Regions from separate parts of the Homo sapiens genome. Here region 1 is linked to region 2. A link is a loop called in an ENCODE intact Hi-C map of the cell type or tissue named here. Cell type or tissue: heart left ventricle. All regions are shown on one strand. Each heading gives the region's core, and the rest is flanking DNA. Links, peaks and the distances in the headings are about the cores only.

What was found. Peaks named below come from ENCODE experiments on the same cell type or tissue, not always from the same donor. Only the 100,000 strongest peaks of a DNase experiment are listed, where the experiment ranks them.
Region 1: it touches region 2 in a loop (2.3-fold over the local background); 6 of 110 quality-filtered maps call a loop at or near these places.

The regions. Positions count from the first base shown.
Region 1 is chr3:107,682,392-107,699,214 of GRCh38, reverse strand. All of the region lies in intron 3 of BBX (BBX high mobility group box domain containing), which reads right to left. Among named protein-coding and RNA genes, the nearest start is that of BBX, 170 kb to the right of the region's middle. In heart left ventricle, for the core only: a CTCF peak has its summit at 8,523 (motif pointing left); no DNase peak of the experiment used is centred there.
Region 2 is chr3:107,565,812-107,582,634 of GRCh38, reverse strand. The region is part of intron 2 of BBX (BBX high mobility group box domain containing); the gene reads right to left. Among named protein-coding and RNA genes, the nearest start is that of BBX, 51 kb to the right of the region's middle. In heart left ventricle, for the core only: a CTCF peak has its summit at 7,802 (motif pointing left); no DNase peak of the experiment used is centred there.

The DNA of each region.
Region 1 (16,823 bases), core at 4,205-12,204, 120 kb before region 2:
CTGGTCCTTTCAAGTCTGAGAGAGGTGTCTCCACAGCACCCTACACTTAATAGGCTACACTGAAATGACCTGTTTCCTTCTTTATATCACACTCAACTGTGACAGAGAACAGGGGCTGCATCGTGTTCACCATGGTGTGTCTCCAGGGCTTGACACAGAGCCGGGCGCACTGCAGGCAAATGAATGAATGAATGAGTTCTAGGACTGTTCCCTGAAGTCCATTCCTCCTGCCCATAGTCCTTTTCCTTGTTCACCATCCTTCTTTTCTAATCCGTCCTTGCCATGCCCTGCTCTGTGACCCTCTGTTTCAGACATTCCTAACAATTACTCAAATAGCATATTCAAACTGCCAAACTAAAACACCTGGTGATTTTATTTACTTAGAAATAGTTTCTAAGTATTGCAGATCTGAAGAGAGAAAAAATGACTCTCTATTTGTAATTTTGACCTCAGAAGAGAAATAATTATCCATTCCCTTTTCTCCTGTATCAATCACCGAACACTGATTTTTAATCTTCCATGCTCCAGGTTACACAGAGCCCTTGGAATTTTTTTTTTTTTTTGAGATGGAGTCTCGCTCTGTCACCCAGGCTGGAGTGCAGTGGCACAATCTCGGCTCACTGCAACCTCCACCTGCCAGGTTCAAGCAATTCTTCTGCCTCAGCCTCCTAAGTTTCTGGGACTACAGGAGTATGCCATCACACCTGACTAATTTTTGTTATTTTTAGTAGAGATGGGGTTTCACCATATTGGCCAGGCTGATGTCAAACTCCTGACCTTGTGAGCCGCCCGCTTCAGCCTCCCAAAGTGCTGGGATTACAGGTGTGAACCACCGCATCTGGCCTAGCTCTTTGAATTTTAAGAGCAATCATACATTTTTTTTAAAAAAAACATATATATATATTAAATTTCATCTAAAATGGTAAAAGTTTAAAAGGTAATTTTTCTTTCATATGACTTAGTCGTTGTTTTAGTTTAAAATAATTAAAAGGCGGGAGGAGCCAAGATGGCCGAATAGGAACAGCTCTGGTCTACAGCTCCCAGTGTGAGCGACCCAGAAGACGGGTGATTTCTGCATTTCCATCTGAGGTACCGGGTTCATCTCACTAGGGAGTGCCATTCAGTGGGCGCAGGTCAGTGGGTGCGCGCACCGTGCACGAGCCAAAGCAGGGCGAGGCATTGCCTCACTCGGGAAGCGCAAGGGGTCAGGGAGTTCCCTTCCTAATCAAAGAAAGTGGTGACAGACGGCCCCTGGAAAATCGGGTCACTCCCACCCGAATACTGCGCTTTTCTGACGAGCTTAAAAAATGGCGCAGCAGCAGATTATAACCCACACCTGGCTCGGAGGGTCGTACGCCCACGGAGTCTCCCTGATTGCTAGCACAGCAGTCTGAGATCAAACTGCAAGGTGGCAGCGAGGCTGGGGGAGGGGCGCCCGCCATTGCCCAGGCTTGCTTAGGTAAACAAAGCAGCCAGGAAGCTCGAACTGGGTGGAGCCCACCACAGCTCAAGGAGGCCTGCCTGCCTCTGTAGGCTCCACCTCTGGGGGCAGGGCACAGACAAACAAAAAGACAGCAGTAACCTCCTCAGACTTAAATGTCCCTGTCTGACAGCTTTGAAGAGAGCAGCGGTTCTCCCAGCACGCGGCTGGAGATCTGAGAACGGGCAGACTGCCTCCTCAAGTGGGTCCCTGACCCCTGACCCCCGAGCAGCCTAACTGGGAGGCACCCCCAGCAGGGGCAGACTGACACCTCACAAGGCCAGGTACTCCAACAGACCTGCAGCTGAGGGTCCTGTCTGTTAGAAGGAAAACTAACCAACAGAAAGGACATCCACACCAAAAACCCATCTGTACATCACCATCATCAAAGACCAAAAGTAGATAAAACCACAAAGATGGGGAAAAAACAGAGCAGAAAAACTGGAAACTCTAAACAGCAGAGCGCCTCTCCTCCTCGAAAGGAACACAGTTCCTCACCAGCAACAGAACAAAGCTGGACGGAGAATGACTTTGACGAGCTGAGAGAAGAAGGCTTCAGACGATCAAATTACTCCGAGCTACGGGAGGACATTCACACCAAAGGCAAAGAAGTTGAAAACTTTGAAAAAAATTTAGAAGAATGTATAACTAGAATAACCAATACAGAGAAGTGCTTAAAGGAGCTGATGGAGCTGAAAACCAAGGCTCGAGAACTACGTGAAGAATGCAGAAGTCTCAGGAGCTGATGCGATCAAATGGAAGAAAGGGTATCAGTGATGGAAGATGAAATGAATGAAATGAAGCAAGAAGGGAAGTTTAGAGAAAAAAGAATAAAAAGAAACGACCAAAGCCTCCAAGAAATATGGGACTATGTGAAAAGACCAAATCTATGTCTGATTGGTGTACCTGAAAGTGACGGGGAGAATGGAACCAAGTTGGAAAACACTCTGCAGGATATTATCCAGGAGAACTTCCCCAATCTAGCAAGGCAGGCCAACATTCAGATTCAGGAAATACAGAGAACGCCACAAAGATACTCCTCGAGAAGAGCAACACCAAGATACACAACTGTCAGATTCACCAAAGGTGAAATGAAGGAAAAAATGTTAAGGGCAGCCAGAGAGAAAGTTCGGATTACCCTCAAAGGGAAGCCTATCAGACTAACAGCGGATCTCTTGGCAGAAACTCTAGAAGCCAGAAGAGAGTGGGGGCCAGTATTCAACATTCTTAAAGAAAAGAATTTTCAACCCAGAATTTCATATCCAGCCAAACTAAGCTTCATAAGTGAAGGAGAAATAAAATACTTTACAGACAAGCAAATGCTGAGAGATTTTGTCACCACCAGGCCTGCCCTAAAAGACCTCCTGAAGGAAGCACTAAACATGGAAAGGAACAACCGGTACCAGCCACTGCAAAATCATGCCAAAATGTAAAGACCATTGAGACTAGGAAGAAACTGCGATCAACTAACGAGCAAAATAACCAGCTAACATCACAATGACAGGATCAAATTCACACATAACAATATTAACTTTAAATGTAAATGGACTAAATGCTCCAATTAAAAGACACAGACTGGCAAATTGGATAAAGAGTCAAGACCCATCAGTGTGCTATATTCAGGAAACCCATCTCACGGGCAGAGACACACATAGGCTCAAAATAAAAGGATGGAGGAAGATCTACCAAGCCAATGGAAGACAAAAAAAGGCAGGGGTTGCAATCCTAGTCTCTGATAAAACAGACTTTAAACCAACAAAGATAAAAAGAGACAAAGAAGGCCATTACTTAATGGTAAACGGATCAATTCAACAAGAAGAGCTAACTATCCTAAATATATATGCACCCAACACAGGAGCACCCAGTTTCATAAAGCAAGTCCTGAGTGACCTACAAAGAGACTTAGACTCCCACACATTAATAATGGGAGACTTTAACACCCCACTGTCAACATTAGACAGATCAACAAGACAGAAAGTCAACAAGGATACCCAGGAATTGAACTCAGCTCTGCACCAAGCGGACCTAATAGACATCTACAGAACTCTCCACCCCAAATCAACAGAATACACATTTTTTTCAGCACCACACCACACCTATTCCAAAATTGATCACATAGTTGGAAGTAAAGCTCTCCTCAGCAAATGTAAAAGAACAGAAATTATAACAAACTCTCTCTCAGACCACAGTGCAATCAAACTAGAATTCAGGATTAAGAATCTCACTCAAAACCGCTCAACTACATGGAAACTGAACAACCTGCTCCTGAATGACTACTGGGTACATAACGAAATGAAGGCAGAAATAAAGATGTTCTTTGAAACCAATGAGAACAAAGACACAACATACCAGAATCTCTGGGACTCATTCAAAGCAGTGTGTAGAGGGAAATTTATAGCACTAAATGCCCACAAGAGAAAGCAGGAAAGATCCAAAATTGACACCCTAACATCACAATTAAAAGAACTAGAAAAGCAAGAGCAAACACATTCAAAAGCTAGCAGAAGGCAAGAAATAACTAAAATCAGAGCAGAACTGAAGGAAATAGAGACACAAAAAACCCTTCAAAAAATTAATGAATCCAGGAGCTGGTTTTTTGAAAGGATCAACAAAATTGATAGACCGCTAGCAAGACTAATAAAGAAAAAAAGAGAGAAGAATCAAATAGACACAATAAAAAATGATAAAGGGGATATCACCACCGATCCCACAGAAATACAAACTACCATCAGAGAATACTACAAACACCTCTACACAAATAAACTAGAAAATATAGAAGAAATGAATAAATTCCTCGACACATACACCCTCCCAAGACTAAACCAGGAAGAAGTTGAATCTCTGAATAGACCAATAACAGGAGCTGAAATTGTGGCAATAATCAATAGCTTACCAACCAAAAAGAGTCCAGGACCAGATGGATTCACAGCTGAATTATATCAGAGGTACAAGGAGGAATTGGTACCATTCCTTCTGAAACTATTCCAATCAATAGAAAAAGAGGGAATCCTCCCTAACTCATTTTATGAGGCCAGCATCATCCTGATACCAAAGCCAGGCAGAGACACAACCAAAAAAGAGAATTTTAGACCAATATCCTTGATGAACATTGATGCAAAAATCCTCAATAAAATACTGGCAAACTGAATCCAGCAGCACATCAAAAAGCTTATCCACCATGATCAAGTGGGCTTCATCCCTGGGATGCAAGGCTGGTTCAATATACGCAAATCAATAAATGTAATCCAGCATATAAACAGAACCAAAGACAAAAACCACATGATTATCTCAAAAGATGCAGAAAAGGCCTTTGACAAAATTCAACAACCCTTCATGCTAAAAACTCTCAATAAATTAGGTATTGATGGGACGTATCTCAAAATAATAAGAGCTATCTATGACAAACCCACAGCCAATATCATACTGAATGGGCAAAAACTGGAAGCATTCCCTTTGAAAACTGGCACAAGACAGGGATGCCCTCTCTCACCACTCCTATTCAACATAGTGTTGGAAGTTCTGGCCAGGGCAATTAGGCAGGAGAAGGAAATAAAGGGTATTCAATTAGGAAAAGAGGAAGTCAAATTGTCCCTGTTTGCAGACGACATGATTGTATATCTAGAAAACCCCATTGTCTCAGCCCAAAATCTCCTTAAGCTGATAAGCAACTTCAGCAAAGTCTCAGGATACAAAATCAATGTACAAAAATCACAAGCATTCTTATACACCAACAACAGACAGAGAGCCAAATCATGAGTGAACTCCCATTCACAACTGCTTCAAAGAGAATAAAATACCTAGCAATCCAACTTACAAGGGATGTGAAGGACCTCTTCAAGGAGAACTACAAACCACTGCTCAAGGAAATAAAAGAGGATACAAACAAATGGAAGAACATTCCATGCTCATGGGTAGGAAGAATCAATATCGTGAAAATGGCCATACCACCCAAGGTAATTTACAGATTCAGTGCCATCCCCATCAAGCTACCATGACTTTCTTCACAGAATTGGAAAGAACCACTTTAAAGTTCATATGGAACCAAAAAAGAGCCCGCATCGCCAAGTCAATCCTGAGCCAAAAGAACAAAGCCGGAGGCATCACACTACCTGACTTCAAACTATACTACAAGGCTACAGTAACCAAAACAGCATGGTACTGGTACCAAAACAGAGATACAGATCAATGGAACAGAACAGAGCCCTCAGAAATAACGCCGCATATCTACAACTATCTGATCTTTGACAAACCTGAGAAAAACAAGCAATGGGGAAAGGATTCCCTATTTAATAAATGGTGCTGGGAAAACTGGCTAGCCATATGTAGAAAGCTGAAACTGGATCCCTTCCTTACACCTTATACAAAAGTCAATTCAAGATGGACTAAAGACTTAAACGTTAGACCTAAAACCATAAAAACCCTAGAAGAAAACCTAGGCATTACCATTCAGGACATAGGCATGGACAAGGACTTCATGTCTAAAACACCAACAGCAATGGCAACAAAAGCCAAAATTGTCAAATGGGATCTAATTAAACTAAAGAGCTTCTGCACAGCAAAAGAAACTACCATCAGAGTGAACAGGCAACCTACAAAATGGGAGAAAATTTTCACAACCTACTCATCTGACAAAGGGCTAATATCCAGAATCTACAATGAACTCAAACAAATTTACAAGAAAAAAACAAACAACCCCATCAAAAAGTGGGCAAAGGACATGAACAGACACTTCTCAAAAGAAGACATTTATGCAGCCAAAAAACACATGAAAAAATGCTCACCATCACTGGCCATCAGAGAAATGCAAATCAAAACCACAACGAGATACCATCTCACACCAGTTAGAATGGCAATCATTAAAAAGTCAGGAAACAACAGGTGCTGGAGAGGATGTGGAGAAATAGGAACACTTTTACACTGTTGGTGGGACTGTAAACTAGTTCAACCATTGTGGAAGTCAGCGTGGCGATTCCTCAGGGATCTAGAACTAGAAATACCATTTGACCCAGCCATCCCATTACTGGGTATATACCCAAAGGATTATAAATCATGCTGCTATAAAGACACATGCACACGTATGTTTATTGTGGCACTATTCACAATAGCAAAGACTTGGAACCAACCCAAATGTCCAACAATGATAGACTGGATTAAGAAAATGTGGCACATATACACCATAGAATACTACTATGCAGCCATAAAAAATGATGAGTTCATGTCCTTTGTAGGGACATGGATGAAACTGAAAACCATCATTCTTAGCAAACTATTGCAAGGACAAAAACCAAACACCGCATGTTCTCACTCATAGGTGGGAATTGAACAATGAGAACACATGGACACAGGAAGGGGAACATCACACACCGGGGACTGTTGTGGGGTGGGGTGAGGGGGGAGGGATAGCATTGAGAGGTATACGTAATGCTAGATGACGAGTTAGTAGGTGCAGCGCACCAGCATGGCACATGTATACATATGTAACTAACCTGCACATTGTGCACATGTACCCTAAAACTTAAAGTATAATAATAATAAATAAATAAATAAATAAATAAATAAATAAAATAATTAAAAAATCTGGATGTTTTCTATCATCCTGATATCTAATTATAATTTTAAAAAACAATGCAGAAACAATGATTTAGTTAAGAATCAATAGTCTGTATCACTGATTGGAAATCTTTTTCCTTAGCTACTGTTCTTTACTGTAAGAAAGATGGTGAATAACTTAAGTAACAGTCAAATCGACTTCACTTCATAAAGCAAAACTTCTCAATCTTAATGGTTGCAAAACAAAAATATTTTTCTCAAAAGCAAAAAAAGAATACGTATTTCTTATTTTAAGTAGTATAGTGTTTAGCGAAGTTGCTTATCCTAGCTGCTGCAACGCCCACCTACTTTCACTTTGGTACACTAGAATTAGACTCACCATTTACTAAATTACAAATTACATAAAGGTAGGTGTGGTTTACCTTTACCTTCCCAAATGCTTAGAATACTGCCTTGAATATACGTATTTAATAAATAGTACTTGTAAATGCATGAATCCAATCATCTTATATCAGCCTGCACATTTGCCAAGGAAATTAATTAGAATGCATAGGATGCTATCATTGATTAATTTCTATATAACTAGTGTTGAGCAGAAAACCGTTTGTTTTATACTTGCGTCATGCTGGGTGAAATTTTTATGTTAAATATTTTCCATTTTCCTGATTTAATATATATGATACAAAATGTAAGTGCTTACTTGATGATTCAGTCATAACAGTGCTCTGTTTAGAACATTAACAATTCCTTTTATATTTCTTTCAGGTGTTATTTATATTCCTTTTATGTGTTTAGAATGAATGTGCTCCAACCAGAGCCAAGTACTAAAACCTTATTTTTATCCAGTAAATTTACTAAATTGATGACATTTATTTACAAAAGATTCTTCATGTCTAAGAATAACAACAATAACAAAACACAGTTCCTATTCGTGTATTATTTGCTCGCCTTTTTTCTCTTTTAAAAAGTACGAGAGTGGCCAGGTGCCATGGCTCATGTCTGTAATCCCAGCACTATGTTAGGTCAAGGCAGGAGTAATCGTTTGAGCCTAGGGGTTTGAGACCAGCCTAGGCAACATAATCAGACTCTGTCTCTACAAAAAATTTAATAATTAACCAGGCATGGTGGTGCACACCGGTGGTCCTAGCTACTTAGGAGGTTGAGGTGGGAGAATCCCCTGAGCCTTGGAGCCAGGAGGTAGAGGGTGCAATGAGCTGTGATCATGCTATTGCACTTCAGCCTGGGTAACAGAATGAGACTCTTTCTCAAAAAAAAAAAAAAAAAAAAAAAAAGGGGGGGGGGCATCAAAGTGAGAACATAAAGAACTGGTTTTAATATGACTGAAGTTCCTTCCTTTAATTTTCTTCTCAATGCACAGTACAAGAATGTTGTAAATCACTACCCACAAGATACACGTTTACTGAAGTACCCTAGAGTATCTTCCTTACAGCCCAATTTACATAAGTCTGCTCCCTCTGCTGGCCAAATTTTTATTTTCTAGCATCCTATTTAAATATAAAGGTAATGCTTTATAATACCAAAAAAAAGCTACTCTGTAAAATAATCATAAACCATATAAACCTGGGAAATCACTGAAGAAGCTCTTTATATCATTAAGGCATTGTGTTTGCTGATTTTAGGGATAGGTAACCATCCACATATTGAGTTAAACCCAAGAATTTTCAAATACAATATCATTTTTCCCCTAAGCAAGATTCTTAACCCTGCTAAAACCATTTCTCATTAATTTAGTCCATTTCTAATTGGAATCTCCAACGTACTTTGTGATAAGTGTCTAACCAAGCCTTTCCATATTTACACAATGGCATTATGTTGGGGAAACAAGAGGGAGAGAATGCTTTCACTTAGTAATTTACCAGGCCACAAGAGTTAGTGGCAGAATACAGGATAAATAAGAGAGACTATATGCTAAAAGTGAGCCCATGCTGCTTTTAGTTTTTTTCAAAGATAGATTATAATATAATAATAAAGTCATTGTTCTGACATATCTAATACATTCGTTTTAATTTTTTATGATAAAGCACTTTATAATATACAACTTGAGTACATTTCATTAATAAGTTCCAAATATATTTTCTTATACAAAAAGCTAGTACTGCCATTAAAAAACCCTAGGCTACCTTATTTGCTGCTTTCCAACTATGTACCACTTTATAACTTACAAAGCCTTTATTGCACACATTTATTATTACAAAATCCCATGAAATGGGTAAAATTATGCCCATTTGAGAGGCGCCTCAGAGAGATTTACATAATCTTTATAATGTCATTAAGAAGCAAACTAGGAACACAGCCTATAAAGGCTCTGGACTTTAAACACAGGTACTTTCTTCCATCTGATTGTATCACTGATTTTAGTTTTTAATCAATACATTTACTTTGGGAGGAAAAGTAATTCCATTTTACAAGCCTTGTTGGTATTTCATTCATACCTCTCAGTAATTACTTTAGAGGAATCCCAAACTTCCATTCGTATCTCAAATACTCCTCCATATAGACTTAACTATACTAAATACACTGAGGAGGGAGGGAATCGGAACAAGACAGCACATGTCTGTGACGCAATGTACTTTTCTTCACTTTGTATTTTGTAAATATTGATGCTGCAGCTCTTAAAGTACTCTCAGAAGTCGTTATGACTGACAGCCCGTGAGTGCTGCATCTTTCAAAACAAATACGCTTTATTGATGGAGAGCACACACATCTCCATCTAATTTTTCTGAGGCAGAAGTGGAACAAACATATCTTAACATTTTAACTAAATTCAGCATTCTGTACTGAACACAATAGGCAGGTTACAGTTTAACAGATATTATGAAAGCTTGTCATTTTCATAAGCAACACAGCACGTAAGGGAAGGGCACTCTACAAACCTCCCCTATAATCTCAGAGTAGCATACAACTTCCTGTGTTTATTGTAAATATTTTTAAGTACAAGCAAAAATTCAAAAGACATTTTGTACCAAATAAAGGTCTTCACAAATGTCCAAGTATTGCTAGATTTTAAAATATGTACTACTATACGGCTTAAGAATAAAAGTTTAGGCGAAAATTTGAAAAAGAACCAACTGGAGAAAATAAAATATACTTGATCGCCCTGATTCTAGGGGGAAAAAAATAAGGAAAACCTGTCGTTGTCTGCTGTGTACCAAAAATCACAATCTAACAGCAAATATCAGACATATTTTATATCACATTATAGCTTCCCTTGAACTGAAAGGTAGGGGCTCACTGAGGAGTCAAAGGAGAATTCTGCTTGCTGAGCTCTCCCAGCCATTTGCTTTGATGACTGCCAAATCTGTACTAAAAGGTGGGCAAATTCTTTCATAGCTCTTATATATAACTCCTCTAGGGAGACCTTCTGATCCCAAATCAACCTTTTGAGGACCTATTAATGGACTAGCATTAAGAGAGATGACAGTGATTATAAAATATGAGTTGGAACAATAAAGAACTTGTTGGTGAGATAAAACCTATATAATAATAAAACCATTTGGAAACTAGGCAGCAGGTAATAGAGTGCAACAAATGTGGTCCAAATCATTAGGGAATAGATAATATATAATAATATAACATTCTCAGCACTGGACACTTGGCAATTATAAAAGCCATTGGAGAATTCAGACAATTCTCTTTACTCCCTCTGATGATCTCAATTTGTCCCATTATTAACCCCTTAACTAATGGCTAAATTTATCCACACTGCCAAAGACACGGTCAAGAAGGAACCCTGGGTTCCCCAAGAGCTTCCTGCCACTGCAAACTTTGCCAACTGTGACCTGGATTCTCTTACTTTGGGCATCAACAACACATTGAAAAGAGTCTGAAAAGAACTGTTCAGTTATTTGTTGTGCTATTATTTAGGACTAAGTAGGTTCAGCAACTTTCAAGGGATGTGATCACAGGAAATAGGTCAGGTAACTGGCCATTCCTGGAACCTCAGGATTGACCTAGAAGAACTGGCTGGGCCTTTATAGGAAAGTAATGCTGAAGAGAGAACAGAACTGGAATTTTGTGGCATTCATACAGAAATGGTCAAAGATAATCTGGGAACAGATATAAAATGTAATAAAGTGTAAATAACATTTTGTATTTTTCTTCTTTTTTTTTCAGATGGAGTTTCGCTCATCACGCAGGCTAGAGTGCTGTGGTGCAATCTCAGCTCACTGCAACCTCCGCCTCCCGGGTTCAAGTGATTCTCCTGCCTCAGCCTCCAGAGTAGCTGGGATTACAGATGTGTGCCACCATGCCCTGCTGATTTTTGTATTTTTAGTAGAGATGGGGTTTCGCCATGTTGGCCAAGCTGGTCTCGAACTCCTGACCTCAGGTGATCCTCCCACCTTGGCCTCCCAAAGTGCTGGGATTACAGGTGTGAGCCACCGTGCCCGGACCATTTTGTACTTTCCATATTCATTTTCTGTTGCTTGTAGAGCACTTTTTGGGTAGTGAACTATGGGACCAATAATGGTACCAGACAGAGTAAAAATGACCAGTGTCTAGTCCTGGCTTTCACCTCACAAAAGGAAAAATAGATCCAATGTCAGGCCGGTTCAAGACAAAATTAGCAACTGATGAAGCTGAAAAACTGTGGAGAGTCTTCAAGCATCAAAAAGTTGGGCTAGATGACCATGAAGGCCTGTTATTACCACTGTATGCTATGATTTTACCTCCTTATCTCCAGCAGGGGCCAGGCTGTCCTGCATTCCCCGCTTCTCTGTCTATAAGTTCTCCATTCCCCCCTCTCCATTCTCTACAAGAAAAATAAAGACACAATATATCAGCTATGCGGGCCTTCACAGAGCCTTTATACTCGTTAAAAAAAAAAAAAAGAAACTTAACTGTGTAGCTGAGTCTTAAGAAAAACTGTAACAGCTGTTTTGTATATTTGTCTCACTCCCTGTTTTTCCCAGTTTATGCAAACTGCCCTCCATTATTAATTAACGCTGGATTCTATGATTTGAAAATTGGCTTAAAGCTGAATTTTGTAAGCCGTCACTAAGTTGTTTTTTAACTTCTGACATTTTAAACATTTCTGATGTGCTTTCTTAGAATTCTGTACTAAGGAAAAAATAACTTCTCCAACATTTTAATAAGAATTCCCAACATCTATTTAGAAAGTATATTGAAAAACATTTTTTTCCTTAAAAAAAGTCAATTTCTAATGTCCTCAAAGCAAAGCCATAGAGGCCCTTAATAAATATAAATTTTTTATTTTAGACACAATTCAGTGCATAATTTATTATGGAGATGTTAAACTTTCAGAAATTAGGAGATCTGGACCTTTAACGGGTTGGTTAGGACTAAACCACCTTAGCCCTACTTTTGCATTTATTCAGAATCTGGAGCAAAACTGCCTATGACACTAGAAAATGTGAACACCACAACTGTCTGCAGCTCAGACAAGTAATAAACATGGCCAAACCTGGGCCTTTAAATTGTGGGCCTCCTCACATCAATCCAACCATTCGTGTGCTCAGGGAAGAACTACCTGGAACACTGAGAGGCTCCTCCATGATGAAAAAATCAATGGGGAGTTCAAGTGCCCCTAGACATGACTAGTGGAAAGAGGGGTCTGTCCTTGACCATTAAAAGTGCTAAATTATTGATACTGCAAAGTCCAGACAACTACTGTCACTATTTCAACTATCTTCCAAAACAGTTTTAAAAACTTTCCTACTTAAAAATCACCACAGGTTTATAGTCTTAGAAATTCACCAGAAGAAAAAAAAAAACAAAAAACAAGAACAACAAAAAACACAGACAGCTCTTCTTATATTAAATCTACTACTGCTCAAACAGACAAAGGAAAACCAGAAGGTTTCTCTTATGGTTATTTCTAGATCTGAGATTTTATGAAGCATACATTGGGAATCACAGATAAAACTGTACAATGTTAGAACTGATCTAAACTCACCAATTTAATGATCTGTAAAAGTGAATCCACAAGAGGGTAAGTTAAAACTAAACATTTTGCACATAAACACACACACATATTTACGTATTTTCCTATTAAATTATAAAACTGAGATTACTTGAATTTGTACTATTAGTATGAGTAAAATGAGTACAGTATTGTTTTTAAGAGTAAAAATGGCCAGGTTTATTTACAATAAGATAATAAAAAGGACTCTTAGTTTCTTCTTCACTTTCCGCCTCTGAAATGAACTGGATCAATAAAGGAAAAGCTTCTTAAGGGCAATTTTATTCTATTATCCTAATGAGAGAAGTCACAGCCGAATGGAGCAGACAAGAAGTGATCTATTTTGAGAACAATCTAACAATTCTCAGGGTTCCTTGCTATTCTCAAAGGAAAGAATATCACAAAGAAAAGGTACATACCAACAAAAAACCTTGTGGTTACAAAACAAACGTGCAAAAATCTGCACTGAGAGTTTTACTGGAAATCAATAAAGACAAAAATTAGAAAAGTTGAATGAAAAATTATGTGGTTATTGGGACTTCTGCCCAAATAGAGTATTAGTTAAAATGCTCTAGGACACAGGGAGAATGCCTGTAAGGCATTACTTACAGCAGATAGCAAGCAATCAGAAAAGTGGAAATCAAGGTCCATTACTCATGGCAGGATAGCCTGCATTATCCTCTCACAGATGCATCACTGGCGAGAGCTGATGAAGAAAAATGAAGGCTGAGAAGGAAAGGGAATAGCGTATCTTCTACATGTAATTTTCAGCAACCTTTGATGAGTTTCCTCCCCTTTGCTTCCTTCAATTTCATTTAGAAAAATCATCTTGGTTAAGGCTATTCAAGTGTGACTTTGCAAATAGCCTAATGTGGCCCCAAATTACTACCCTCAACATTCGTTATACCAAACACCTGATTAAACACCCTCAAGTTAAAGTGGATCAAGGTAACTTTATGCTGATTCCACGAACAAGAACCTGTCAAACTGACAAATCAGTGTCTACTCTCATGGATACTGTCTCCTATCAGATGGGCTTCCTATTCTCTTAAAACTTGTTTCTTGATCCTGGCAGCCTCCTGTCAGTCTATATAACACCCTGGCTCCTAAAACTAATACATTCTTATTTTCTGTTCTCTAGTTTCTCTATAGATTATACTGTTGACCTCTGCTATTATTTGGCAGAAGTCTCTTGGAAGCCATTCATAGTGACCCTACCACAAAATTACCACAAAATTGCATTTCTTCAGAACCAACTCTACTTTCTAAAATATGTAATTCAGTTGTCCATGTTTTAAAACAGCTCTTAAAAAAGGACTGGCACTTCTACGGTGCTGCTTCCCCGCACCCACTTTGCCTACAATCAGAAAAAAAAGATGAAAGGCAGGAAGTGGCCTATCAACATGCAGCTCTCCTTCGAAGACAGATAACAAATACTGCAGTTAAAAGTATATTTGCAATTGCAAAGTTACTCTTCCTGAACAAATTCCAAATACAGTATCTATCTTTGATCTTACAAAGGCATTTTTCTTACTGTTCATAGCTGACATTGATGATTCAGTTAGGCACCCCACTCTCAACTATGGGAAAACTGTTCCCTGAAATTCAGTCATGTGAGTTTTCAGCTTTTAGTTGCCAGGCTAGAAGTGGCTGCCTTTGCTCCGCCACTGCTGCTTCCTTGGATATTTCTGCTTGTCATGGTGACGTAGGAACTTACCATAGCAACAGCATCCATTTGACTACCTGGGAGACCCTCTCAATTCCTTCTCTGTGATGTCAGACATTGTTGGACATTATTAGAGAGTTATTCAGCATCTCCTTGGACAGGGCTTATTACCTCAGAAAAAAAATATCGCAACTATGGGAAAAATTTTGAAGACCTTAAACTGAAACATAGTTTAAGTTTTTTATTTAAAAATGGAATCTATTTCTTAACCTTTCATACTTACTGCTAAGGCAAAAGTCTAATGATGATATGTAGAATGAAACAAGCTTATTTTAAAACAATAAAATATCCGTCATCTCCATGGTTCATGTTAAACAGTTAGAGAAGATAAATAGCAACCACATTATAATATTTGTTAAAAAATAGTTTCTTACCTGCAATAGGTATTGCTGAAGGGAATTTAGAAAGACAATTTTCCATCTGGGGTCTTTTAATGCAGGGAGGTAACAACAGATATTGACATAGTAAAATAATGGGAAGGCTCTTATTTTTGATAACTTAAAGTTCAGTTAGTAGAGAGCAACAGTAGGATTTAACTGAAGCCTAAGGAAGATGTATAATCCTGGGTTAGAAGTTACCATTACCACAATAGAATCTTTCTGGGTAAGAAAAAATAAAGCAGCTTTCATGGAAAAGAACTATGCTTTTAAGGTTAACACATGTGCAGGCACATGCATGCCTACTTTCTACAAAGTGTAGAGCTGATAGACACATAGATAGAAACTGGAAAATTGCCAACAGCACTTGGACCATAAAGTATTCGTTGCTCTCATAAAACAGAGTTTTGTATGAATGTGACCTCTAACGCCAAATCTAACTTTTGGGACGCATCCATAAAGTCAGCAGTTAGTACATTCTTGACTGACAGCCTGATAACTTAGCTTCTAAAAGGAGCATTAACCACTCCAGTATGTGAACATGCAGTGACTAAGAGCATCTGCAGCAAAGTTAAGAAAGCAGAATAAAAGAACGACAATCTAAACAAGCAATGTGTATACCATTGCATCTATCAGCATCAGGCAAATGTGATCACAAATAAATCCTTATAATACCCTGAAGTTTTCCTTCTCTAGCAAAATAGCTATTTTCTTTTCCCTGAAAAAGAAAACTATGCTTCCCATCCTACTAAAGGGCAGTAATTTTATGATACATGGCAAACATATGAGGAAGTATCTATTTCTAAAAAGTACAAGTTTACACCACATCACACCTTGAATCCCACCATCTTTGTGAAATCAAATAAAACACTAAAATCGGAAGCAGGGGGGACCTCTAACAAGGGCAGGCATAGGAATTTGATGGCAAAATCAATCAATAAAAATATTTTCCATTAAATGCATTTACAGTAACATTTATGTACCATAATTCTAATTAAAAAGAAAAGAAACTGTTCAACTATGTTTATGCCTAGTAAACATGCTGAAATGACAAACAATAAAATGTTCACAACAGATATGGAGTGGTATATGCATTGACTGATATTTTTGTCTCCATGCATTTTGGTGTTATTCTCATTCAACATGTCTTATTTTACAAACAAAAAAGAAAGTCAATAAGTTATTTTAAAATCAAATATTTTAAACATGATTTAATGGAGGACAAAGTATCAGGCTTCTGAGGTATCAGATCAATATGCTGCAGTGGAAAGTGATTTTCTCTTTCTGATCCTTTCTGTGACAACGTGACATCTTTTCACACTTGTTCAAAATTAACTGCTTCACCACATAATTACTGCAACTGCAGCAAATGAGCCTTTTTGTCTGTAATTCAATTACTGTGGGACATCTTATAGTTTCAGTATTTAGAAGTGAAGCATTTACTTGACTACATACATGGGAATAAAATAGACTCTCAACATATCATATCTTAATTAAGAATGAACTTTAAATTTCTATTGTTTGTTTATACCAGAGTCATCCTAGCTTATTAACCAATGTTATGGAATCTAGTGGGAGAGCAGAAATACTGTTTTATCTCATTTCTAGGTATCTTAAGTGATTGCCCCATTATGATCAGAAGCTGGAGTTGGTTTGCTGGAGTAGACCCTTCGGTCCCACAGTATTTTATCTACACAGCTACTGTGACATTATCACCTTCGACAGGGGTTTTATTGTTTGCAGGTTTGT
Region 2 (16,823 bases), core at 3,729-11,728:
AGGTAGGATAATATTAGTATGACAATAAGGAAAGAACTGTTCTCCACTTATGATTAAAAACGAACAAGCAAACTATAAAAACAGGGAGAACGTACCCTCCTTTGTTGAAATTTGTCCCTGGGAACTGTCTTAAAATTAGTATCAATAGTTTGGCTTTGGGTGGCTATTGGTTTTCAAAGATGACAACTGACAGACTAGGACGATCCTTCAACCATAAAGATATAACTTCCATCTTTTTGTCAAAAAATCAGTTATTAAAAAATATTAGTTTTGTAAATATTGTATGGATACTGAGATAAAACTCCAATGAGACTTAAAACAAAAATGTGTTTAAAAAAAAAAAGCTTCCACATATGCCATATGCGTGCTAAAAATGTTTAAGGTAAAAACTGCAGAAATTTTTCCAAATATTTTCAAAAAATATAATATTATTTTGCTTAATATTTGCTACCTATAGAAAGTACTTTAACAATACCTCTACTAGGTAAATGTGATTTTTTTTTAAAAAGAAGGTTTGGCGAAAATTTGATGAAAATTGGATGCCCTAGCAAGCTAAGAAGAAATAACTGCTTCTGCCTAAAGTTTTGGGGGAAAACATTAAAAATAAAACGTTAAAGAATCTTTCTAAAAAATACCTTGGCTCATATATATACACATTATATACTAAAGTAAATATTTTACAAATATGCCACTACAGATGTAATAATACTGTGTACAAATTGATAAAGGTAATCTAGATTCTAATTTTAAAAAAAGCATTCTAATGGTAATGATAATAACATAATTCTTTTCTAAAAATATCAGCCAACTATTCCCTAGAGGACATAGTACATGATAAAGAATGAGATTTAACAAATTCTATAAATTCTGCCCTGCTGTTGATAAATAAATTCTTCATGTGTAACTCAAATTCTTAAGTTCCTGGTTGCAAAGTAAAAGAAACAGCCAATTCAAGGACACTAACGACGGAGTATGAAGCAGTGTATAAAAACTGAATAAATCAGCTGATGCCCACAGCACAGAAGACCAGTTACCAAACCACTAATTATAATTTGGCATATACTTATATTATCAAAGCTAGTTTTTAAAAATCTATGCTTAATTCCACAATTTTTAGCTATCTAGTATATGCAAAGTACTGCTAAGCCCCTAGAAGAAAATATAGTCTCTTCACTTCAAACCTGGTAGGAACATGACACAAATGAAAGATCACAGAAGGGGAATTTCCAAGTTTAAGAATCATAAAAGAGACTGGCCTGCATAACCAAAAGAGATTCAAAGGAGATGGGAAAAGGCCATTTCCTTCCTAGGACACAGGGAAAACGTCTTAAATTTCTCTTTTATCCACCCTACACTGCCAACAAGTGTGTAATAATAATATATATATAAGTGTATAATAATGAATGTAACTATTTTACAGATGTTTAGTAAGTAAAAATATGATCAAAGACATTTTAAGGCAAAATCATCAGCTTGGATATGAAAAATTAAAAGCTTGGTTTAAATTTGCTCCTAGTTAAATACAAGATTGTCTTTAAGCAAAACTCATTCAAGAATTCATTTATGAATAACAATTTAAAGATTACACTCAGACCAGATATTAGGTAGATTTTAGGTCTTCCATATTTTAACATTTGTTTGCATAGTTACAGAAGACTGACTAAAATCATGAAGTTTATTATCTCTTATTAAAAATATTGACTGTGCTGGGTGTGACGGCTCACGCCTACAATGCCAGCACTTTAGGAGGCCGAGGCGGGCGGATCACCTGAGGTCAGGAGTTTGAGACCAGCCTGGCCAACATGGTGAAACCTCATCTCTACTAAAAATACAAAATTAGCCAGGCATGGTGGTGCATGCCTGTAATCCCAGCTACTGGGGAGGCTAAGGCAAGAGAATCACTTGAACCCAGGAGGCGGAGGTTGCAGTGAGCCAAGATCGTGCCACTGCACTCCAGCTTGGGCAAAAAAGAGCAAAACTCTGTCTCAATTAAAAAAAAAAATTGAGTGCTTAACAGTTTTAAAATCATAGGATGTTTTCCCCTGATAACTTACCTACATATGAGTCATATATTTTGGTAAATATTTAAATATTAAGATTAAACTAAAATTTACTATAATTACATCAAAAGACAATGTTCTTTACTAATAGAAATTTTGTTTTGGAATCTTCAGTAAAATAAAACAAATTGTTAGTATATATTATCACATGAATGTGCTTGTATAATAATACTGAATAACAATGTTGGAGGATAGTGAAAATAATTTTTAAAAATCACAACAAAAAAAACCTGTGGATTTAAAATTCATATTCTGTCCAAAAGCTCACACAAGAGAAACAAGATTAAAAATCAAATAGCCAACATAAACTCCTAGTAAGTGAAACTATTTTTTCATGAAAAAAGCATGATAAAGAGCCTATTTTGTATTACATTAATGTTTCATAATTTCCTATGTCTGAAATTGGACTCTATAACTGATGTCAAGTGATTAAAATGAACTAGACCCAATTAACTGCATATATAATGCCATAAGTAAGTCAAATTTTACATAAAAGATTATTGGCTTTTTAAAATCTGCTGTGCTGATTTGCAATGAGCTTCTCAAGTACAATCCAAAGTTACGTAGGGAAAAAAAATCCACCGCCATAAATATATAATTTATATAATTAACAAAAAATACTCCAGAGCTTGCCAACTTGTGTTCTTAAAACTAGATTTTAAAATTCTATAGAAAATGATAGTAAAACTAAAGATATTCAACCATCATAGGTACCTTTCTAATGTTCCCACAAGACATTTAAGAACACAAATAATAGAATGAAGACCGATATGGTAAAAAAGAGGCAGCTCGATATCCAACTAAAACCCGAGTATGCAAACTGGGGAAGAACAAACTATTACCAACAGTGAGGATTAAACTCCTTTAACGTCTTCTTTCTGGTAATAAAAGAGGCTCCCTCAACATAGGTTAAGTGCCTATGTAAAAAGAGGCACAAAGAAATCTGCTGGGATGGGAGGGACTGCAAAGCATCCATCAACATCTGTGTGAAAAGACCCGCCAGGCTCTCAGGAGTTACACTCAAATAATGTGACCCTTCCAGACAGGACAATAAGGAGACAGATTAGACCCTTCAAGCAGTGATTCATCCCCGAATACATGGCAAGAAGGGATCCAGTATGAAGCTTGGACCCTGTGTGTTTGCTTAAGTGTCTGGGCAGCTCTTTTGGTGGCCCTATAACTAGCTAGTGGGTTGCCTATAGTCTCAGGACAAGTTACTAAAGGAGGCTCCAGACTGAGAGATGAAAGACCCAACTGTTCCAGGCACACTCTCAAACTTAATCAAAAGATAAATTCCAGTGCATGATTCGCCCAAGTGCTTACTCGCCCTTTACGAGACCTATCTTCTGACATAGATTTTGAAGAAAAACTCCTAAATATAAGCAGTATAATAAAACAATAAAGCCTATCTTAAAAGGAGCTCACCTCAACAACTAGAGGAAACACAATGTGAAAGTGAGAAAAAATAATGCAGGCGTTTGAGACATGCATCTCTTCTGAGTATGGGTAATCCCTCTCATTACGAAAGAGCTGGAATATAGAACAAGAGGGTCCCTCAGGGCCCAAGGAATGACTACATTACTTATAAAATCTTTAGTGGGCCAATATTTAAATCATCAACTCAATATCTCAAATGCCTCAAGAATAACTCACCCCAATCAGGTAGCTGCCGCCTGCAACTGCCTTCTTCTACTCTTCCAAATTTGCTACTCTTGCATTTGACAGGTTGGGGAAAATGTCACAAGCAGGGGACAGGTCCACATTCCCCTTGGCCCAGGGAGCAGGAAGAACTCTTCTCTCATCTGCTCCCTGTGAACCTCTGGATGGGCTTCTTCAAGGGAGGAGGCACCTCCCTTTGAGCTGAGTGTGCTGTGCTTCTCCTTCCTGCAGATGGAGTCAGGCAGGGAAGGAGCCTGTTTCAGGGCCACGAGCCCCTCTGCTCTTTAGGCAGAAAGACAGGAAAATGAAGCCATAAAAAAACCCATGTTTCTGGAAAATTGGAAGGAAGGCAAGCGTAGATGCTACTATTTTTCAAATATTTAAAAATGCTAACCTGGCCACTAGTATGTGATATTTTTCATACATACAAAACCTAATGAGAAATAGGTTTCTAATAACTTTACCCACTGACAAATGAAGCTTCAACCTCACTCTATCTTTCAGTCAAGTCTGCGTCCTCACTGCTTAGAAGGCAAGGTGGTAAAATGTCCTTTCTTGAATGAATTTATATTCAAGTTGCTTTCCGTCTGTAGCTCCTTGCTGTTGCCTGGAAACAGGAAACCCTTCCCACCTACATGCTTCCTGACTACTCCCCCCATGTCTCCCTCTTACAGTGCAGTGAATGCACCTGGCCATGCTTCTAGATACTGTTTATCTTAAAGAAGAGCTGATTCTTTACAACAGAGCAATGGCAGGAATTTTGCCACTAAGCTGTTTAAGAGAGAACATTGACTAGTCAAACAAATTAGTTCTGAAAACTTGAATTGCTTAGGTAGGAGAACCACAAGAACAACAGCAAAAATGCACTTTATCTAAAACCACTTAAACATGGTCAATGTTAGATACAAATTCATTAAAACAAGTGTGTCAAACAAAAACAGAAGTTGTTCTCAAGGGTTTTTTTCCCCCTACTTCTTTGCCTTATTGATATTTGAAAACCTTACTTTCTTGAGATAAGACAGTACTTCTAATATAGCCCTCTATGCTTGGCCAGGCTCGTCATCTTGGTGAGCCTCCTTACTGCAATACCCACACCACATCAGTCACTAAGCACTTATGGGGTCTACTTATCTACCCTTTGTTCATTTGATATTTTCTTTCCAGTCCCTTTGCTACCACTGAACTTCAGGCATTAATTTTCATTTACGATTACTGCAGCAATAAGAACTACCTTTTACTATTTATTATCAATTGCTTAGAGAATACCATGTGTCAAGTACTACAGAAGCCATTTATATGTCTTACCTCACTATTCATAATTCTATTATTCCTTATGCCTAATAATCAGTGAGGCAGGTACTATTACTTTCCCATTTTATAGATGAGGATACTGAGATTTAGAAAGTTTAAATAACTTGCCCAAGTCATATACCCTTAAAGTAGGCCTCAAATTCTTCTCCTAGTAAGATAGTAGCAGAATATCTTTACTTTCCAATCTTTCCTTCCATTCCCGCCATGTTTTCCCTTTGGAAATGTTCTTTCGACAAATTTAAAACCAAATATGGGTTTACTTCTTAGCTGGGTGAATCATATTGTGATCCACACTCACACCAACAGTACCATATACTGAGTCCACCCCCTCCTCTTTAGAGAAGAGCAGGCATATCAGCGATCCATTTCAGTGTTTTAATAATGAGATTCATGGCAACAAATTTTATGTGCTTTACAGAGATACCACAAAAAATAAATATCTTCAGCCAGGCACGGTAGCGCTTACACCTGTAATCCCAGCACTTTGGGAGGCTGAGGTGGGTGGATCATGAGGTCAGGAGATCAAGACCATCCTGGCCAAGACGGTGAAACCCCATCTCTACTAAAAATACAAAAATTAGCTGGGCATGGTGGCACACGCCTGTAGTCCCAGCTACTCAGGAGGCTGAGGCAGAAGAATTGCTCGAACCCAGGAGGCAGAGGTTGCAGTGAGCCAAGATCGCCCCAATGCACTACAGCCTGGAGACAGAGTGAGACTCCATCTCAAAAAATAAATAAATAAATAAATAAATATCTTCTTGCAATTTAATGCTTATAAAGAGCTTCGGGAGGAAAGAAAAATAGTGCGTTTTGGTCAATCCCTTGTAACCAAAGATATAAGCCCCTAATGTTAAAACAAAAATCACAAAGTAAAAATAACTAGATAGATAGATCAATCAATATTTGGAATCTTGACTTGTATCTAAAAAATATTGAGTGTCAAAAAGTAAATTTGCATCACAAATTTATTGAATTTATAATTTCATCTGATTAATGTCTCACTGCTCTTAGTTCTATAGATTCTTTTAAATTTTGGCTTTCACACACATGTAATATACATTCAAGCTTAACTATACCTTAGATCACACAGAAAAACCTTCTAAGGCAAAACTGAAAATGAGAAACTGCCCAAAGTCAGGGAATTAGGGAGGTCAATAAACCGATGATAATTTTCAGACAACATCTTCTCCAGCTAAAAGAAAAAAAAGCCAGTTATTCATTCAACAAAATATAAGTAGTGTTTTGAAAAAGATATTGAAAAAATCACATTTGTGCCAATACAATCATAAAATAGCTATTTAATTCTAAGCAAATATTAAGGCAAGACTGGATGCCAGTTATAGTATTATAATTTATGAACCACTTCAACTTCAGCATATCACTGGTATTGACTGAGCCCCAGTTTCCCCACATCTGCAAAGATAATAATGGCAACCACTGGTCGTGGTAAAAATTAAATGAGAATATGATGGGAACATTTGGTGTCTTCACATTTTTATTTTTATTTTTCTGAACTAATTTTATATTCCTTGGTTCTTATCACATTTCTTTTTCTCATCACTTTACTTTGAGACAAAGTCTTGCTGTGTCACCCAAGCTGGAAGGCAATGGCACAGTCACTGCTCACTGCAGCCTCGACCTGCCGGGTTCAACTGATTCTCCTGCCTCAGCCTCATAAAATGCTGGGATTACAGGCATGAGCCACCACGCCTGGCCTCAACACATTTTACATTGTCAAACATACAAGAAAGACCTGAAGACAGCACAACTATCATTTCTGGCACACATGCTTCATTTATCTACATTTAGAAAACTTGCTATTTACTAAAACTTTTGAGATACTACTGCCTATTGAAATTATTTAAATTAGACATAATTACCCGAGGAAATGAGTAGAATGTCTGGTATTACATCATCAGATATTGTTAGATATAATTAAAAAAAAAATTCAGCCATGGAAACTATACTTCTCTAAAGCTAAATGCCAAAATAAATGAGCAGATAAAATGCTATCTAACTAAAATATATAATTAGCATTACCCTGCACTTTACTTCTTTTTAGATATCCATCCCCATCAGATGATCAGTGTAGGCAACAAAGGTGACAATATTGCCAGGATTTTTTTCCCTAAATGAAAACCTAAAAAACTCAATGAAAATATAGTCCAAAAACATCTTATTAACTAGAAAAGTGATATAATCAAGCAAACATTGAATAATCAAACTGTCCATAAACACTGGCAACAAAATAAGAGAATGTCAAAAAAATCTGAACTGATATTAATTATTTTCTAAATTTAGTAATAGCTCATCATTTGGTAAACAACTAAACAGTCCATGTCTTTATAAGTTGGTGAAGGTAGAGAGAGGAAAAGGGGAGGACGGTGGAGGATTTTACTATTTTTAATTGAAATTATACAACTAGACAAGTAAAGAAAGTAAATTCTTTACAAGAAACTTTATCATAAAGTTCACTGAGACGAATTGTTTTTAGGCTGGGATTATCCAGGTAATGGCTTTGGTTTTGCCACAAGAATTTCTAAGGGTGGAAACAGCTGTTGCATAATTGCCACCTTTTTGTGGGTTTATGTGATTCTTTGGTTCTAAAACACTTTCCATTTTATCTTCCTTTATTTTTAAGTCTGAAACAATTCTAATGGCCAGTGGTCAGATACTTGGGGTATCAAACCTAACTGGACACTTGGACAGTAACAACAGTTGTACCACTTCACTAACCCAGGAAAGTCCACTTGAGTTGGCTTATACTGCCCTCTACAGCCTTGAGTCATTCCTTCTCAAAAATAAATCAATTTTTATAATGTGGAAGGACAACACAGAAGAGGTCAAGAGATATTCTTCAGCATTCAGTTGCATCTCATTCATAATTACATTTTTTAAAAGTTATAATTTGTAATTAAAATTAGTAATATCTTTAATAATGGTGATGTAAAAGGTGGATTTTACAATATTGCTCCATACCTTTTCACCCATTTTATTCCTTAAGCTCCCAATGAAGAATTTCCTTTACTTCATTTCAACGAATTGAGTGTTTATTATCATATGTGACACTGAGCTACATGTTGAGAGTACCAAAATATAAATAACATGATCCCTCTTCTTCATAACATTCAAAGATCAGCCTAAACTTTAATAGATACTTATCTAAGATATATATTTCCCTGAAATTACATTTCTCAAAAGATCAACCTAAAGTCGCTAAATTGCAAAGAGTGAAATAACCTGTACCCAAATATAACACAATGTTAATCTTGCAGTAAGACGATGCCAGGTTTAAGTTTGGAGCCCCCTATTAGGTGTGTGATATTGGATTACCTACCTAACCTTTCCAGGTCTCAAATTTCTCGTTTATAAAATGGAGATGTTTACAAATCTTAACTTTTTTTTCAGAAGAATAAATGATATAATCTTCCAAAGGTCTTAACCATATTGCCTGCTTCAGAGTGAGTATTCAAGAAATGATAGCTGTTAAACTATTTTTACTATCTATTTATATTTTTCAAACCAAAAATAGAGATACATGGTCTGAACAAACATAAGAATACTTATAAAGAAAAAGATTTGCTGGGAGTGGTGGCTCACGCCTGTAATCCCAGCACTTTGGGAGGCTGAGGCGGGTGGATCACCCGAGATCAGGAGTTTGAGAGCAGCCTGACCAACATGGAGAAACCCGGTCTCCCGGCTAATACAAAATTAGCCAGGTGTGGTGTCACATGCCTGTAATCCCAGCTACTCGGGAGGCTGAGGCAGGAGAATTGTTTGAACCCAGCAGGCAGAGGTTGCGGTGAGCTGAGATCGTGCCATTGCACTCCAGCCTGGGCAACAAGAGCGAAACCTTACCTCAAAAAAAAAGAGAGAGAGATTTTAAATTAGGACTGTCACAGGAAACCAAAGCTGTTTATTTCCTTTAAAATGTACTGAAAATATTTAACAAAACTGTAACTATGTTTAATCTATATTTAGTTTCATTTTTAAAGCCCACATAACATGTTAACAAACACTGTTTGTTTGTTTGTTTGTTTGTTTTGAGACGGAGTCTCACTCTGCCACCCAGGCTGGAATGCAATGGCGTGATCTCATCAGCTCACTGCAACCTCCGGGCCTCCTGGGTTCAAGCGATTCTGCTGCCTCAGCCTCCCGAGCAGCTGGGACTACAGATGCCCGCCAAGCCCGGCTAATTTTTGTATTTTTAGTAGAGACGGTGTTTCACCGTATTGGCCAGGCTGGTCTCAAACTCCTGACCTTGTGATCCACCCGCATCGGCCTCCCAAAGTGCTGGGATTACAGACGTGAGCCACCGCACCCAGCCAACAAACATTTTATTTATTATTTGTACCTAAAAAATTTTGAGTTTATACAAAGAGATACCAGATGATATACTAAATCTTCACGGAGAATGCTTCTTAATCTCCATTAGACATAGCTTGTTTGATTCTTTTTAATTGTTGTTTAGATTTATTCTACGTACACATTAAAGAATCATAACTTTGAAACACTGAAAAATAGTTGCATTGATGTAGGTTAATTATTGTAAATACGATCTCATTCCAATAATGAGGATGTAAGATTGAATATAATATTTTCATTGTTTTCACTTGGTTAATTTATTACTAAACTGGGATAACATTTAAAATATTATATTAGTTGGAAATTTACTTAAAATTTTTAAATAAGCCAAGAAACACATATATTGGGTACACCGGTAGCAAATTAAATGCACAGACTTCTTTTGAAGACAAAATTAACAAAGAGGGTGGCTCACTTAACAATATCTCTTCATGGAATTTTCCTGGATGTTTTGCATTCTTTAAAATGAGCCTTTTAATACAACAATAGAGGTAAATCAGTATATTTTTAAAAATTAGCTTTCCTAGTCATACTTTTAAGATATATAATTTTTATTTGAGGGTTGATAATTTATATGTTACTTTTAAAATCAGCCTGTTTATACATTTTTATATTAAATACTGAAATGATTATACCATATTGATGTTAATTCTAACCTTTTTCTAAAAGAATCTGTAAACATACTAACGATCAGAATGTTACGAAGAAAGGAAACACACTGAGAGTTTACCTGTAATTATAAAGCATTCAGATATAAAGACTAATATGCAATTACTTTTAATACATGAGAATCTCCAATCAGCTTCAGGCATTTTTGGCATCTCTGAAGAATAACAATCCCAGTAAAATAGCCATTTAACACATACCAGTTGTCTCAAGATAATATATTAAATAGAAGAAAAAAGAGTTAATTGCTCACATTTAAAAAAAAATAAATGATTGTCACAAAGTCTTTCGCTGGGAATTCTGAGAACTAACGAAAGGATTACGTGAATATAGCAGACGGGAAAAGTTCAAGAGACAATGAGTGTCCGATGTGGTCACCAGCACACAGTGGTTCTGCTCAGAAATAAATGTACCATCCTAAGCACCTTAAAGAAGGTAACGTACTTTCTGGGTAGTATTTTCAGCCTCTTAGTCTAACATGATATAATTTCCCATAACCTTTATTTACCCTTTCATATTATGTTGTTAAATGATTTCTTCATAAAATAGGTACATTATCCTTTCAGAAAAAGTAAATGCCCTGCACAGTCAATGGCAAGCAGAACTTGCACCAATGGTACCTCACTCAGCTAAGGAATCCCAACAGGTGGATTAAAGTGAACCACATGTGCATGCACATACGTACCACACATACACACATATACACATGCACAGGAACCAAACACTGAGCAGATTTTTAAAGGAATAAAACAGGAGGCTGACTCTCTTTTCGGACTCAGCCCGCCTGCACCCAGGTGAAATAAACAGCCTTGTTGCTCACACAAAGCCTGTTTGGTGGTCTCTTCACATAGACTCGCGTGACATTTGGTGCCGAAGACCTGGGACAGGAGGACTCCTTCGGGAGACCAGTCCCCTGTCCTCGCCCTCACTCTGTGGGGAGATCCACCTATGACCTCGGGTCCTCAGACCAATCAGCCCAAGGAATATCTCACCAATTTCAAATCAGGTAAGTGGTCTTTTCACTCTCTTCTCCAGCCTCTCTCGCTACCCTTCAATCTCCCTCTCTCACTACCCTTCAATCTCCCTGTCCTTCCAACTCCAGTTCTTTCTCCCCTCTAGTAGAGACAGAGACACATTTTATCCGGAAACCCAAAACTCCGGCGCCAGTCACGGACTCAGGAAGACAGTCTTCCCTTGGTGTTTAACCACTGCGGGGATGCCTGCCTGATTATTCACCCATGTTTCATTGGTGTCTGATCACCGTGGGGATGCCTGCCTTGGTCATTCACCCACGTACCCTTGGTGACAAGTCAATTGCGGGGACACCTGCTTTGGCTGCTCACCCACATTGCGTCCCAGGGCTGCTCACCACCCCCTTCTCCGTGTCACTACCTTTCTCTTTAAACTTACCTCCTTCACTATGGGCAACCTTCCACCCTCCATTCCCCCTTCTTCTCCCTTAGCCTGTGTTCTCAAAAACTTAAAACCTCTTTAACTCTTGCCTGACCTAAAACCTAAGCGTCTTATTTTCTTCTGCAACACCGCTTGGCCCCAATACAAACTCAATAATTGTTCTAAATAGCCAGAAAACAACACTTTTGATTTCTCCATTTTATCTGGATGATTTTTGTCGAAAAAATGGGCAAATGGGTCTGAGGTGCCTGACGTCCAGGCATTCTTTACTACACATCAGTCCCTCCCTAGTCTCTACTCCCAGTGCGAACTTGTCCCAAATCCTTCTTCTTTCTCTCCTGTCTGTTCCTTCAGTCTCCACCCCAAACTCTTGAGTCCTTTGAATCCTCCTTTTCTGCAGACCCATCTGACCTCTCCCCTCCTCCCCAAGCTGCTCCTCACTAGGCCAAGCCAGGTCCCAATTCTTCCTCAGCCTCCGCTCCCCCACCCTATAATCCTTTTATCACCTCCCCTCCTCACACCCTATCTGGCTTACAGTTTCTTTCCTCAACTAGCCCTCCCCAACCTGCCCAACAGTTTCCTCTTAAAGAGGTGGCTGGAGCTGAAGGCATAGCCAGGGTTAATGTTCCTTTTTCTTTATCCGACCTCTCCCAAATCAGACAGCATTTAGGCTCTTTTTCATCAAATGTAAAAACTCAACCCAGTTCATGGCTTGTTTGGTAGCAACCCTGAGATGCTTTATAGCCCTAGACCCTAAAAGGTCAGAAGGCCGTCTTATTCTCAATATGCATTTTATTACCCAACCCGCCCCCGACATTAGAAAAAGCTCCAAAAATTAGATTCCGGCCCTCAAACCCCACAACAGGACTTAATTAACCTCACCTTCAAGGTGTACAATAATAGAACAGAGGCAGCCAAGTAGCAACGTATTTCTGAGTTGCAATTCCTTGCCTCCACTGTGAGAGAAACCTCAGCCACATCTCCAGCACACAAGAACTTCATAACGCCTGAACCGCAGCAGCCAGGGGTTCCTCCAGGACTGCCCGCCCCAGGATCTTGCTTCAAGTGCTGGAAATCTGGCCACTGGGCCAAGGAATGCCTGCAGCCCGGGATTCCTCCTAAGCCATGTTCTATCTGTACGGGACCCCACTGGAAATCAGACTGTCCAACTTGCCTGGCAGCCACTCCCAGAGCCCCTGGAACTCTGGCCCAAGGCTCTCTGACTGACTCCTTCCCAGATCTTCTCAGCTTAATAGCTGAAGACTGACGCTGCCCAATCACCTTGGAAGCCTTCTGGACCATCACAGACACTTTGGGTAACTCATAAAGTGGAGGGTAAGTCCGTCCCCTTCTTAATCAATATGGAGGCTACCCACTCCACATTACCTTCTTTTCAAGGGCCTGTTTCCCTTGCCTCCATAACTGTTGTAGGCATTGACAGCCAGGCTTCTAAACCTCTTAAAACTCCCCAACTCTGATGCCAACTTGGACAACATTCTTTTATACAGTCCTTTTTAGTTATCCCCACCTGCCCAGCTCCCTTATTAGGTCGAGACATTTTAACTACATTATCTGCTTCCCTGACTATTCCTAGGCTATAGCCACATCTCATTGCCGCCCTTTTCCCCAGTAATTTTCCACTACCTACCCAAATCCTATAAAACGGCCCCACCCCTATCTCCCTTTACTGGCTCTTTTCGGACTCAGCCCGCCTGCACCCAGGTGAAATAAACAGCCTTGTTGTCATAAAAATAAAAAAAAATTAAAAAAATAAAAAATAAAAAAGGAATTACTCTAAATAAGAAAGACAGTCAAGAATATGCCAAACACACCTCCATAAAATACTGTTAACGTGGTAAGTTTGAGATATCAATATGAGAACTAGTGATCAAAGACTCACTCTTGTAATTAATTTCAACAAGTTCAGTTACTTTCAAGGAAGTAGGATATCAAGAAACTATCAAGGATATATTCTTAAGATTGTTATGAAGGAATTGCTCAATTAAATGAAATAACACGTGAATAAAATAACCTAGTACAGTTCCTGGCACGTAGTTAGCTAAGTTAGGTAATATTATTACAATTATGGGATTTCATCCCTACAACAATATAGGCAGTATAACATTTTTACCACAATTTTGCTAGAAAATTGAAGCTCAGAGGAATCAGGTAACCAGCCACAACACAGTTAATGGCAGAGAAACAAGATCTGAACAGAGCTCTGTGTGATTGTTGGAATCTATACTTGTATCACACACATATTTTACATAGACTTCAAAACATTTGGATGTATCTAAAATGAACCTTGAGTCCTGGAAATGAAACTTTGGGAAGCTGGAAATTAAAAATTTATTTATTGAACTATAAGACTGATCAGACTGTTAGGACACCACTGAAAGAATATCGTTGAAGAAAGAATTATGAGTGGAACCTGGGCCAAGGATTTCCCCAGAATGCAAAAGAAAGAAATAAAGAAATAAATGGTTAAAAAAAGAAAAGTTAGGAGACATAGAGGACAGATCTACCTTCCATCTGTTGGCAATTCCAAGAGGTGAGAATAGAGAAATTGGAGAAGAGGCAACATAAGAAAAGAGCAGAAAATGGTCGGGCGCAGTGGCTCATGCCTGTAATCCCAGCACTTTGGGAGGCCGAGGGGATCACAAGGTCAGGAGATCAAAACCATCCTGGCTAACACGGTGAAACCCCGTCTCTGCTAAAAATACAAAAAATTAGCCAAGCGTGGTGGCGGGCACCTGTAGTCCCAGCTACTCAGGAGGGTGAGGCAGGAGAATGGCGTGAATCTGGGAGGTGGAGGTTGCAGTGAGCCGAGATTCCGCCACTGCACTCCAGCCTGGGCGACAGAGCAAGACTCCATCTCAAAAAAAAAAAAAAAAATAGCAGAAAATAGAGAATCTGACATAACTGAAGAACATGACTCCAACAGCCTCCACATTGAAAGGAGGCTGCCAATTGGGATAAATTAAAAACAAAAACACCTAAAACATATCAATGAAAAATTCTGAGTAGCAAGGATAAACAGAAAACCTTAAAAACTCTCAGGAAAAGAACAAAAGATTATACACACAAGAAGCACCAAACTTCCTTTTAACAATAATCCAGGAGATGTTTTCCTTTTTTTTTTTTAATCAACCTGAGAGGTCCAAGAAAGAGAATGGAGGAGAATAAGAGAATACTCAAGTTCTCTTGCTTAGGGAGAAGCTACAAATACCTATAACTGTAGATGTTGTGAGAAAAACATGTTTAAATACGCATGTTAATAATATAAAGGCAACCACAAAATAGAAAGGAATGTATGCTATTCAAACCAATAGAGCAAATAAAGAGTAAAACAAAGACAACTTAATCATTCCAAGAAAAGTCTGGAAAGTGGAAATGAAGAGAAAGGATAACAGAAAATACAGGAGGTTTAAGTCAAAATAAACATAAACAGGCTATTCAGAGTTACGTTCAGACTAACCAAAAAGTAAAACCCAGCTATGTCCATATCCGTAAAAGATACACCTAAAACAAAATGACACGTAAAGGTTTAAAATTCAGGGATGTGAAACCATACAGCAGGCAAATGAAATTTAAAAAGTAGGTATAGCAGTATCACAATAGACAAAAAAGTAATCAAGAAGCAAATCTTTAGAAGGGAAAAAGAAATATTTTTACCACCAAAAAGAATAACCTTCCACAAGTGGATAACAATCACCAATTATCTATATACTTAACAATATAGCTTTGAAATATATAAAGAAAAAAAGACAAAACCCATAACACAACTTGACAATCACAATCAGATTAGAACACCTCTCTCTGAAAATAAGAGACAAATCAAAAGAAAAATAAGTAATACTATGAAGGCTAGGAATAACAAATTCTAATCAACCTAAGAGACATAATATTAACCTGATACGAATATATGTACTCAGGACCCCACATAAAAAGAACTCACTTCACAGAGAATGGCTGCACAGCAGCCAACAAAGAAAGTATTAACAAATTTCTAAATACTGCTAACCTGCAGATCATACTCACTAACCTAAATACAGTAACATAAGAAATAATGAAATAACAGACAAAAAAAATTAATGGGAAATTTTAAACCACATTTTAAAATAATGTATTGGTTTGAGAATAAATGAATGGTTAAATTTTAAAATCAAATTGAATGACAATCACTACACTACCTGAGAAAACTGTGAGATACTACCAAAATGGTACTCATAGGAAACAGTACATCAAATGGCATTTCAGAGAAGAAAAGAGTTTAAAAATAAATGAATTATTTCAAAACAAGCACTAGAAAAATGAACAAAGTAAAAAGAACAAAAATAGTAGAATTGATTAGGATAAAAGAATGTAATAAATACATGAAAAACAAAAACTAGAGACACAAAAAAGATTAAGCATTAGAAAAGAACAGTAAGAACAACTTTATACCAAAAACTTCAAAGCCTACATGAAGTGGACAGTTTGCTAACAAAATATAAATTATAAAAACTGACCAAAGAACAAACAGAAAACCCAACAACAAAACCACCATAGGAAAAATACTAAAGCAGTTGCCAAAGATCTACATTCTCAAAAAAAAAAAAAAACAAAAAAGGTACCAGTCCTGAGGCAGTTTCATAGAAGTTCAAATAAATAATTCTCACTCTAAGTGACTTATTCCACAGCACAGAGAGGTTATAGAAAATTATTTTAGCTGAGGTTCACTTTAACCCTGTGCTAGAAGCTGTAAGAACAGCAAAGTTATTATCCACTCACACTTCAAAGTAGATGTAAAATTTCTTAGTAAAATAAAAAATAGAATAGTGTTTGAAAAGAGTAAGATCAGGTTGAGTTTAATCTCAGAAATGTAAGGATGTTTAACATCAGAAAATTTATCAATGGAATTCACTACATTAACCACTTAAGAGAAGAAAATGACATGATTAGGTCAACAAACTATCTTTTTTTTTTTTTTTTTTTTTTTTTTTGAGACAGAGTTTCGCTCTTGTTGCCCAGACTGGAGTGCAATGGCGCGATCTCGGCTCACTGCAACCTCCGCCTCCCGAGTTCAAGCGATTCTCCTGCCACAATCTCCCAAGTGGCTGGGATTACAGGCATCCACCACCATGCCTGGCTAATTTTTTGTATTTTTAGTAGAGATGGGGTTTCACCATGTTGGCCAGGCTGGTCTTGAGCTCCTCACCTCAGGTGATCCGCCTGTCTCAGCCTCTCAAAGTGCTAGGATTATAGGTGTGAGCCACGGCGCCCAGCCCAACAAACTATCTTAACACCCATTCATAATAAAATTTCTTAGCTAAGAAAAGAAAAGAACTTCCTTAACCTGATAAAGAG